Regions from separate parts of the Homo sapiens genome. Here all the other regions are linked to region 1. The links are chromatin contacts, found by Hi-C or POLR2A ChIA-PET in ENCODE. All regions are on one chromosome and are shown on one strand. Each heading gives the region's core, a stretch centred on a gene start or an enhancer-like site at or near the end of the contact. The rest is flanking DNA. Distances are from core to core; before and after follow the strand shown. Region 1 holds the start of HSPA9 (heat shock protein family A (Hsp70) member 9). Region 2 holds the start of DNAJC18 (DnaJ heat shock protein family (Hsp40) member C18). Region 3 holds the start of FAM13B-AS1 (FAM13B antisense RNA 1).

The links. A loop is a pair of places that touch in the nucleus more often than their neighbours do. ChIA-PET counts read pairs that join two places held with the same protein, here RNA polymerase II (POLR2A). Pooled maps may share reads with other maps.
Region 2: a pooled map shows a loop between it and region 1 (12-fold over the local background). The contact joins the promoter of DNAJC18 here to the promoter of HSPA9 in region 1. A Hi-C loop is called at or near these places in 7 of 50 pooled maps. POLR2A ChIA-PET finds 5 or more read pairs at or near these places in 3 of 52 experiments (Panc1, activated CD4-positive, alpha-beta T cell and activated T-cell).
Region 3: a map of B cell shows a loop between it and region 1 (5-fold over the local background). The contact joins the promoter of FAM13B-AS1 here to the promoter of HSPA9 in region 1. A Hi-C loop is called at or near these places in 5 of 168 maps with a recorded cell type or tissue (B cell, CD4-positive, alpha-beta T cell, CD4-positive, alpha-beta memory T cell and 2 more), 1 of 37 single-sample maps with no recorded cell type and 10 of 50 pooled maps.

Annotation. Positions count from the first base shown.
Region 1 is chr5:138,574,107-138,576,743 of GRCh38, forward strand. HSPA9 (heat shock protein family A (Hsp70) member 9) reads right to left here and starts at 1,295. Exons shown (of 17, transcript NM_004134.7): 1 at 1,132-1,295; 2 at 1-20. The coding sequence starts at 1,212. All of the region lies in intron 1 of LOC105379193 (a long non-coding RNA gene), which reads left to right. RefSeq lists enhancers at 876-1,523, 1,040-1,089, 1,330-1,609, 1,524-2,172, 1,750-1,889.
Region 2 is chr5:139,438,229-139,440,865 of GRCh38, forward strand. DNAJC18 (DnaJ heat shock protein family (Hsp40) member C18) reads right to left here and starts at 1,297. Exons shown (of 8, transcript NM_152686.4): 1 at 1,178-1,297. The coding sequence starts at 1,217. RefSeq lists a silencer at 855-964 and an enhancer at 1,168-1,667.
Region 3 is chr5:138,031,440-138,034,076 of GRCh38, forward strand. It overlaps FAM13B-AS1 (FAM13B antisense RNA 1), which reads left to right and starts at 1,335. Exons shown (of 2, transcript NR_037900.2): 1 at 1,335-1,513. It overlaps FAM13B (family with sequence similarity 13 member B), which reads right to left and starts at 1,640. Exons shown (of 24, transcript NM_001385994.1): 1 at 1,343-1,640. It overlaps LOC124901077 (a long non-coding RNA gene), which reads left to right and starts at 1,700. Exons shown (of 2, transcript XR_007058952.1): 1 at 1,700-1,812; 2 at 2,056-2,637. RefSeq lists enhancers at 669-728, 829-1,712 and silencers at 1,219-1,288, 1,299-1,348.

The sequences.
Region 1 (2,637 bases), core at 45-2,544:
CTAAGGCCATTCCAGCTATCCTAAAAAAGAAAAAACTGACTCAGTCACCAACCAGTGTGTATCCTGGGAGGAAAAAGAGAAAACTTGGGCTCACTTAGTATATAAAATACATTAAGCTACTAAAACAGTAAATATTAAAGTTTCCCAAATAAGTAAGACGAAAAAAGGTAAATAAAAGATGGCCTTAGAATCACATTACAGTAGGATTTCTCAACCGTGGCGCTATTAATTTTGGGCGAAATTTTTGTGGTGGGGGCTGTTCTGTGCATTGTAGGATATACAGCAGCATCCCTGGCCTCGACACCCTAGAAACCAATAAGCACCCCAGTAAGTAAGTGACAACCTAAAATATCCACAGACATTGCCAGATGTCCCCTGGGGGAAAACACTTCCCCTTACCTTGCCGTGCAATTAGTTTAAAAGAACTAGAGTTACTAAGGGTCTTTGAAAGAAAAAAGAAAAGTAGTGGCGTTTCACTAGGATAAAAGACCTTTATTACAACTTAACCTCAGGCTCCTTCCAAGCCTTCCTTAATGCCCACATACAATTCCTGTTCTCTAAAGCATTTGTCTTTTATTTTAGAAAACAAGTAACCACTCCATAGCCTTTTCTCCGCCCCACGATCTGCTTTTTTTTCTGAAGTAACAAACGAGTACAATCTTACACCACAGATTTTGAGAAAATGTTGCTAAGCACGAAAACTGGAGTTCCGACTCAGAGCTTTCTTATTTTATTTCACCGTATCAACGGGATCCTTACACACTCTGTATTCTGTAGAGGAGCCAAAAATAAAACTGAAAATAGTGGCTTTCCCAATAGACTGCATCCCTCACCCCCAAGGCCAAACCTTTCCATTCAGCCACAGAACAGGCCATGAGGACCACTACCTGGTAATTTTGAAATGACACTCTAGATCGCGAGGGGTGTGACTCAGCAGGGCCCAAGCCGGAGGCAAAACCTTGGGCAAAATCTTGACCCGGCAGCGCTAACTATGGAAGGCCCGTTACCTTCCTTCCCGCCTGACCTATACTGGAGAATTCAAACCCTAAAGGGCGCGCGGCCTGCCGCAGCGAAGCCCGAGGCCCAAGGCCCGAGGCCGTGACCCCATTCGGGAAGGTCCCAGTTCCTCACCTGGTGGCGGGCGGCCGTAGGGCCCCGGGAGGCTGCGGCGCCCACGAGACGGGCTGCTGCAGCTCGGCTGGCACTTATCATGGCGGATAAATGGAGGAGTACGAGGCAGCAAACAAGCGCTCCGACGGCAAAGAGCTGCGCGATGCGGTGGCGGCAGCGCTTCTGGAAACCTCCAACCACGTGGGGTGAGGGGCGGGGGTTGGTCACTGCGGCCCAGAGGCCCGCTCTTCCGCTGAGGCGCCGCCCGCGCCGCCTGACCAGAGGATACTCGACTGCCGCTCCCGGAGCCAGGGCGTACAGGTAATATGCTCCGCAGCATGATGGTTGGAGAAAGCCTGCCCTCCTGTCCCGGCTGCGGCGGCTCTGAGCTCAGAAAGAGTCCAGGGGAGGAAGAGGGATATGAAGGCCGTATCTCGGACAGCCCCGGTCCTCGGCGACAGGAAAGACTCAAGGTCACACGGGATAAATTGCGAACCGATTACAGTCTTCTTGCGTCAGTTGCGCGGGAGGAGGAGCCTGTTGGCGCAACAGACATCCAGCTAAGAACCTAGAGCGCATGTGCGCAAGGAGTGGCGGAAAACATGGGTGGAGACTAACTGCGGCGCTCACTGGGTGCCCGAGTGCACGCCAGCGTTCCCTGGGGCGAGCCCGGGCGCGTGCACACCCCCCGGGCGTGGACGTGTTCCCAGCTCCCGCTCCTGGAGGACGGCGCCATCTTGTCTTGTGGCTTTGTGAAGTGAGGACGTCAGTACTTTTGTTGTTTGGTCCCGCCCGTTGTTCACAACTTGAAAGACACTTGGATATGCAGACAGACGTTAAACAATTTCGTGTTGCGTTTTATCACAGGGGTCTTGGGTTTCCAACTACGAAGCGTTTGATTCACACAGAACATTAGGCCAATTAGCCTGCACAAAGGGAAAAAAAAATAGCTGAGCTTGGCCGGGCGCTCACGCCTGTAATCCCAGCACTTTTGGGAGGCCGAAGCGAGCGGATCGCGAGGTTAGGAGATCGAGACCATCCTGGCTAACACGGTGAAACCCCGTCTCTACTGAAAATACGAAAAAGTAGCCGGGCGTGGTGGCAGGCGCTTGTAGTCCCAGCTACTCGGGAGGCTGAGGCAGGAGAACGGCGTGAACCCGGGAGGCGGAGCTTGCAGTGGGCCGAGATCGCGCCACTGCACTCCAGCCTGGGCGACAGAGCGAGACTCCGTCTCAAGAAAAAAAAGAAAAATAGCTGAGCTTCAGGCTCTTCCTCTCCCCACTGTGCTGGGCCTGACTTGAGACTCCTCTGGCCCTTTTTAAACCTTGTGCTGGTGGCAGGATGTCAACTACTTCACTACCCTGTGACCAGTTTTTAGGTTTTTGTTTTTTTTTTTGAGGCAGTCTTTGTCGCCAGGCTTGAGTGCAGTGGCGCCATCTCGGCTCACTGCAACCTCTGACTCCCTGGTTCAAGCTATTCTCCTGCCTCAGCCTCCCAAGTAGATGGGATTACAGGCGCGCGCCACCA
Region 2 (2,637 bases), core at 47-2,546, 860 kb after region 1:
TGGCGTGAACCCGGGAGGCGGAGGTTGCAGTGAGCCGAGATCGCGCTACTGCACTCCAGCCTGGGTGATAGAGCGAGACTCCGTCTCAAAAAAAAAAAAAAGAACATTATGAGATTTTTTTTTGCAATTTTTTTAAAGTTCATTAGCTGTCATCAGTTAGTTATTTAGTCGTCAGTTAGTGTATTTTATGTGTGGCCCAAGACAATTCTTCTTCCAATGTGGTCCAGGGAAGCCAAAAGATTGGATACCCCTGGTTTAAAGGGAGAAGATTCAATAACAACACCTGCAGAATGTAAAGAGGGTCATAAGCAATACAGTCAAAAGGGGCAGAGCACTCATGTCTTCTCTGGAGGACCTGAGAAAGGCTTTAACAACATCTTTCTTCCGCTTAACATCCCTCAGCTACCTCCACCCACTGCTCCTGGACAGTCTTCCTCTAAGTCGGCCTGGCTAACTCCGACGCATCCTTCTTGTCACCATTTGTAACACTTTCTGCAAGAAACCTCCCTTGACAGCCAGTCTGCGTTAGGTACCTTGTAAGTGTGCTCTCCAAATCCCTGACCTTGCTGTGTAGCCCAGGCGTTTTGTATTATTCGCCCGTTTTGTAATTGGCTGTTCAGTCGTCAAACTCTCTCAGTGGGCTGCGAGTTTTGTGAGCTAAGGGACCCATGTCAGTCAAATCCCCACTGCAGAATCAGCATTAGGCGGGGCACACAATAGGTATTGGATCAATATTTTTTGCCTGACTGTAGGGTGGAAAAGGCTGGTCCTGATGCCGGCTGGAGCGACATGATCAAACAGGGACTGAAGGTCAGGTGGCCCAGTTAGGCGAAAGATAAGGGCCAGGTTAGCAAGCTGCGGAGAGACCGCAGCACCCCACGGGCCCTCCAGTCACCTTGGCATGGGCGGGGCCTGACAGCTGCGGGCCCTGGGCGGGGCACGGGCGGGGGCGGGGCTGGGGGCCGGAGGCAACAAGTCGTCACCGGTGACTCTGGGCTCGCGGTCGGTCCCCAGCTTCCCTACCCCATCCGCAACCCTACTCAGGCTCAGCATCTTTTCACAGGCCTCTATCCATCACCTCAGACCCAGGATCTCAGCCCTTGTGCGTCTTCAGGATCCTCATCCCTGATCTCTCCCGAAGGCCGCCCTATCCCTCCTTCAGGCGGGGACCTAGTACCTTCCGTCCAGCGCTCCCCGCTGCCCAGAGTCGCCGCCATATCGGTTCCCAATCAGCAGGTCCGCCGAGCCTCCCCCGTGCCCGAGGCTGAAAGAGAAGGGGGCGCGGAGCGCGGGGCACGCTGGTCATTGTAGTCCAGTCCATATGAGCTCCCGGGGCACTGGACTACAACTCCCGGCAGGCTCTGCGCCAGAGGCCGTGGGAGACGCAGAGAAGTGCTCGACCTTCGTCAGGAGATCTGTGGAAGAGTGCTGCTGCCAGCTGCCAGCTGCCTGCAGCACGGCTCTTGGCTTTTCCTCATTTGTAGAGTTGGGATAGTGGCTTCGGCCCTGCCTAACCCTAGGGACATCCAAGGAGGGGCGACTGAAGTCCTGCCTGGAAAGGGCTTCGCAAACTATAGGCTAGAGGGTGACAGTATGACTATTATGCTCCTCAGGGATGTCTTTTTGAAGCATACGCTAATGCCTGTTCTGTGCAGTCAGTGGTAGGCCCTGGAGATTCAGAGATGGGTTTTGGGGATGCGGAACCCAGCCTTTGGAAGCTTGAGTCAGGAAAATAGAAAAGTGATGTAGATTTATGGGGTTGGAGGGCAATCTCAGTATGTCCCTACTGCCCCAGCTCCTCAGGCACTGGACATCAGAGGGTATCGGGGTGGAGAAAGAAGACATGGAAAGGTATTGGGGCCGGCATGAAGAGCCTCCATCTTTGCTGTTCCTGTCCTTCCTCCAACCCATCCTACTCCAACACCCCTCTGACACTTTTCTCCTCTCTTCCAGTCTAGTTATCTCTTTAGCCCATTCGTTTCTTTTCTGAAGGACCAGACATTGAGATTAGTAAAAAGGAAATGAGGAAATAAATATTCTTGCTGTTCCTCATCCAGGTATGGATGGAACCTAGCAAAGAATAAAAGCAACACTTTCTTCATAGGTGGATGGCTACAGTTCATCCCCAAACAAAAAATTACCCAGAATTAACTGAGGTCTTACCCAAGAAGACCAAATCAATCATGATATCAACTAGCACCTACTTAGGCAGTTGGGGAGAGATGTATATTCCTGGACATAAACTTGGAAGGGTAAAAGCACCAAAGGGCATGCAGTTCCAGCCCTTGCCTACAGTCATGGCCCTGGCATCACTGACATTATGCCCACTTAAGAACTCAGAGAACGGCCGGGCGCGGTGGCTTATGCCTGTAATCCCAACACTTTGGGAGGCCGCGGCAGGCGGATCGCGAGGTCAGGAGATCGAGACCATTCTGACCAACATGGTGAAACCCCGTCTCTACCAAAAATACAAAAATTAGCTGGGCATGGTGGCGTGTGCCTGTAGTCCCAGCTGCTCGGGAGGGAGGCTGAGGCAGGAGAATCGCTTGAACCCAGGGGGCGGAGGTTGTAGTGAGCCAAGATCGCGTCACTGCACTCCAGCCTGGGTGACAGAGTGAGACTCTGTCTCAGAAAAAA
Region 3 (2,637 bases), core at 85-2,584, 540 kb before region 1:
AACTCTGGGAGGCTGAGGCAGGCGGATCACTTGAGGTCAGTTCAAGACCAGCCTGGCCAACTTAGTGAAATCTGATCTCTACCAAAAATACAAAAATTAGTCAGGCGTGGTGGCGGGCGCCTGTAGTCCCAGCTACTCAGGAGGCTGAGGCAGGAGAATCGCTTGAATCCGGGAGGAGGAGGTTGCAGTGAACCGAGATCGCTCCACTGCACTCCAGCCTGTACGACAGAGCGAAACTGTCTCAAGGAAAAAAAAAAAAAAGTAAGAAGGCGCTCCCAATGGATATACAAATAATTATCAGTCCATTCAATTCCATCAACAAGCACTTAGTAAATGCACAGTACCTGTGAGAAAACCAGGCCAACAAGCATTTCAAGGTTACCAAAAAAGGAAGGTTGAAAATAGCCTCACACTAACCCAGCTCTAAAAAGACAAATAATTCAAAACCACCCTTTAATGTCTGTCTCTCTAAACAGGTGCACCCCAGTTAATGTTAATAGTCTGCATTACTACTGGTAATGATTCTGGCTACCATTTTAGATTATCAGATCCTTCAAAGTAAATGCCCAACTTTTTTCACTGATTAGAAGGCGAAACGGGGAACCAAATGAAATAATCCACCGTCTTTCTAAAAGTCAGTTTGATTTTAACTGATTACAAACAAAAAGGGCTTAACAGTTTCCCACTGCGCAAATGTGCCAACCGATTCCTACAACCTCATCTAGGAAACCAGGCGTGCCACGCGAACCCTAATGCTATACAAAGTGTCCCCCTCCAGCCTGGCCTATGCAGAGCGCATTCTAGACAAGGCCCCAGTGCACCAACAGCCCAATTTTGGCTATATTCTCTGAGCGATTTAAGGAAGTCCGCAACCACTCATCTCACGTGACCTTAAAAAGGGGCGCAGTTGAGCCCAGAATAAAACACACTCCTTTTTCTTCTACATCAACTTCACTGCCCAGCATGAAGGAAGTGGGCGGGGAAGAGGCGCAGCGCCAGCGGGCAGGAGAGGTCAGCAAAGAAACGTGGGGTGTCGCGCCATCTACTCTGGAGGGGCTGGAGGTGAGGGGCACGCCCGCTCAACTGCACTGCAGCCGCTGCAAATCCAAGGCTGCCACACCCCCCGGCAGCCAGGGACACGGCTTCATCTTCCTCTTTCTCCAGCGGAAAGGGGGCCCTCTCCACGGAACGCCCCACCTGCTAGAGTCCTCCACATCCCGAAACGCAACGCCCGAGAGCAGGCGCGGGTGGCAGGCGGCGCTGGGGGGCAACAGGAGGGGAAGGGCCGCGGCGACCTGCAACCCGCGCATGCGCAGATCCGGGTACCCGCCCGTTTACCTACCGTTGGAACCGCGATGCCCCGTTCCCTGGCCGCGGCCGCTTCTCCAGGACCCGCGGCGACGGCAAGAGGGCGAGAACTGAGGCCCCAAGTGGCTCCGCGGCCGAGAAGCCTCTTCCTGGGGCGGCCGCTGACGGGAGGTTAAAGCTACGGCTGTGGCGCGGGGCCAGCCCGGTAAGCGACCCCCCGGATACCCCCGGCGGTGGTGGCGACGCAGACGCGGAACAGGGGGAGAGAGTGGCGACAGAGGCGGCGGCTGAGGTGCAGAGCCTCCCTAACGGCGAGCGGGAGGAGAGCGGCTGGCGGGCGGAGGCCGGGCCGGACGTGACGTGCGTGGGAGGGGGCGGGGCAGGCCGCTGGTGGGGGCGGGGCGGCGAGGGTCCCCACCCCCACAGCATTCCGGGCAGCGGCCCTGTGTCCTGCAAGCTTGAGGACCGCGGTTCCTCTCCCACCAATTGGGGTCCTGAATTAGGGTGCGAGCAGCCAGGCGCCATCCCGGGGCGGGTTGTGGGGTCCTCGGTATGGGGAGGTTGGGAAACAGAGAGGACACTGGGGAGAGGAAAGATAAAGGGAAAATCCGGAACACAGAGATCGCTTCTGGTCTCTGCGGAGGAAGCCAGGCCCCCAGGGCGCCCATATCCAGGTGAGGAGCACAGAGACCTGAACCGAAAACCGCTGGGGGAGACCTAAGCGGTGACTTCGGTTCCCATTCCCAGAGATGTGAGTTAGATCCGGGACCACGGGGCTGCACCTGCGTCCTGCCCGCCCCCACCCTACCCCTTCACCTCAGGACCTGACCTAGACTCCAGAGAGAACAGTAAGGCTTCGGTGCCTTAGTCTGGGACTGTGGAAGTCGATAGGCTGCGGGCTTACAGGGAGCTTCGTATACTAAAATCAGCCAGCTGCGGAGGCAGAGCTGAAAGGAGGCAGAAAGAATGAGCTCTCTGAACTTGCATGGCTACCCAGACCATCCCTACAACTCCCTTGAACTCACAAGGGTATGAATATTCAGCCAATCTCTTCTTTGTTATAGTCTGTTAAGGGCTTTGAGATCTTCCATTTGGACTCCTTGACAGCCGGTAGATCAACACCTGCACAAAAAATAGCAGCCACCACAATTCAGTTGTCCCTTACCTACCTGAGCTGGAAGTTAGTAACTTGGAAAATGTAAAACAAGAACCCTCATAGAACTTGGGACAAGATTTGAAAAAAATAAAGTTACCCTATGAAATGATCTGTAAATGGGCTACAGAGGCCACAGTGTCTCCCACATTTCATCAGAGAGAGTAAACCATGTG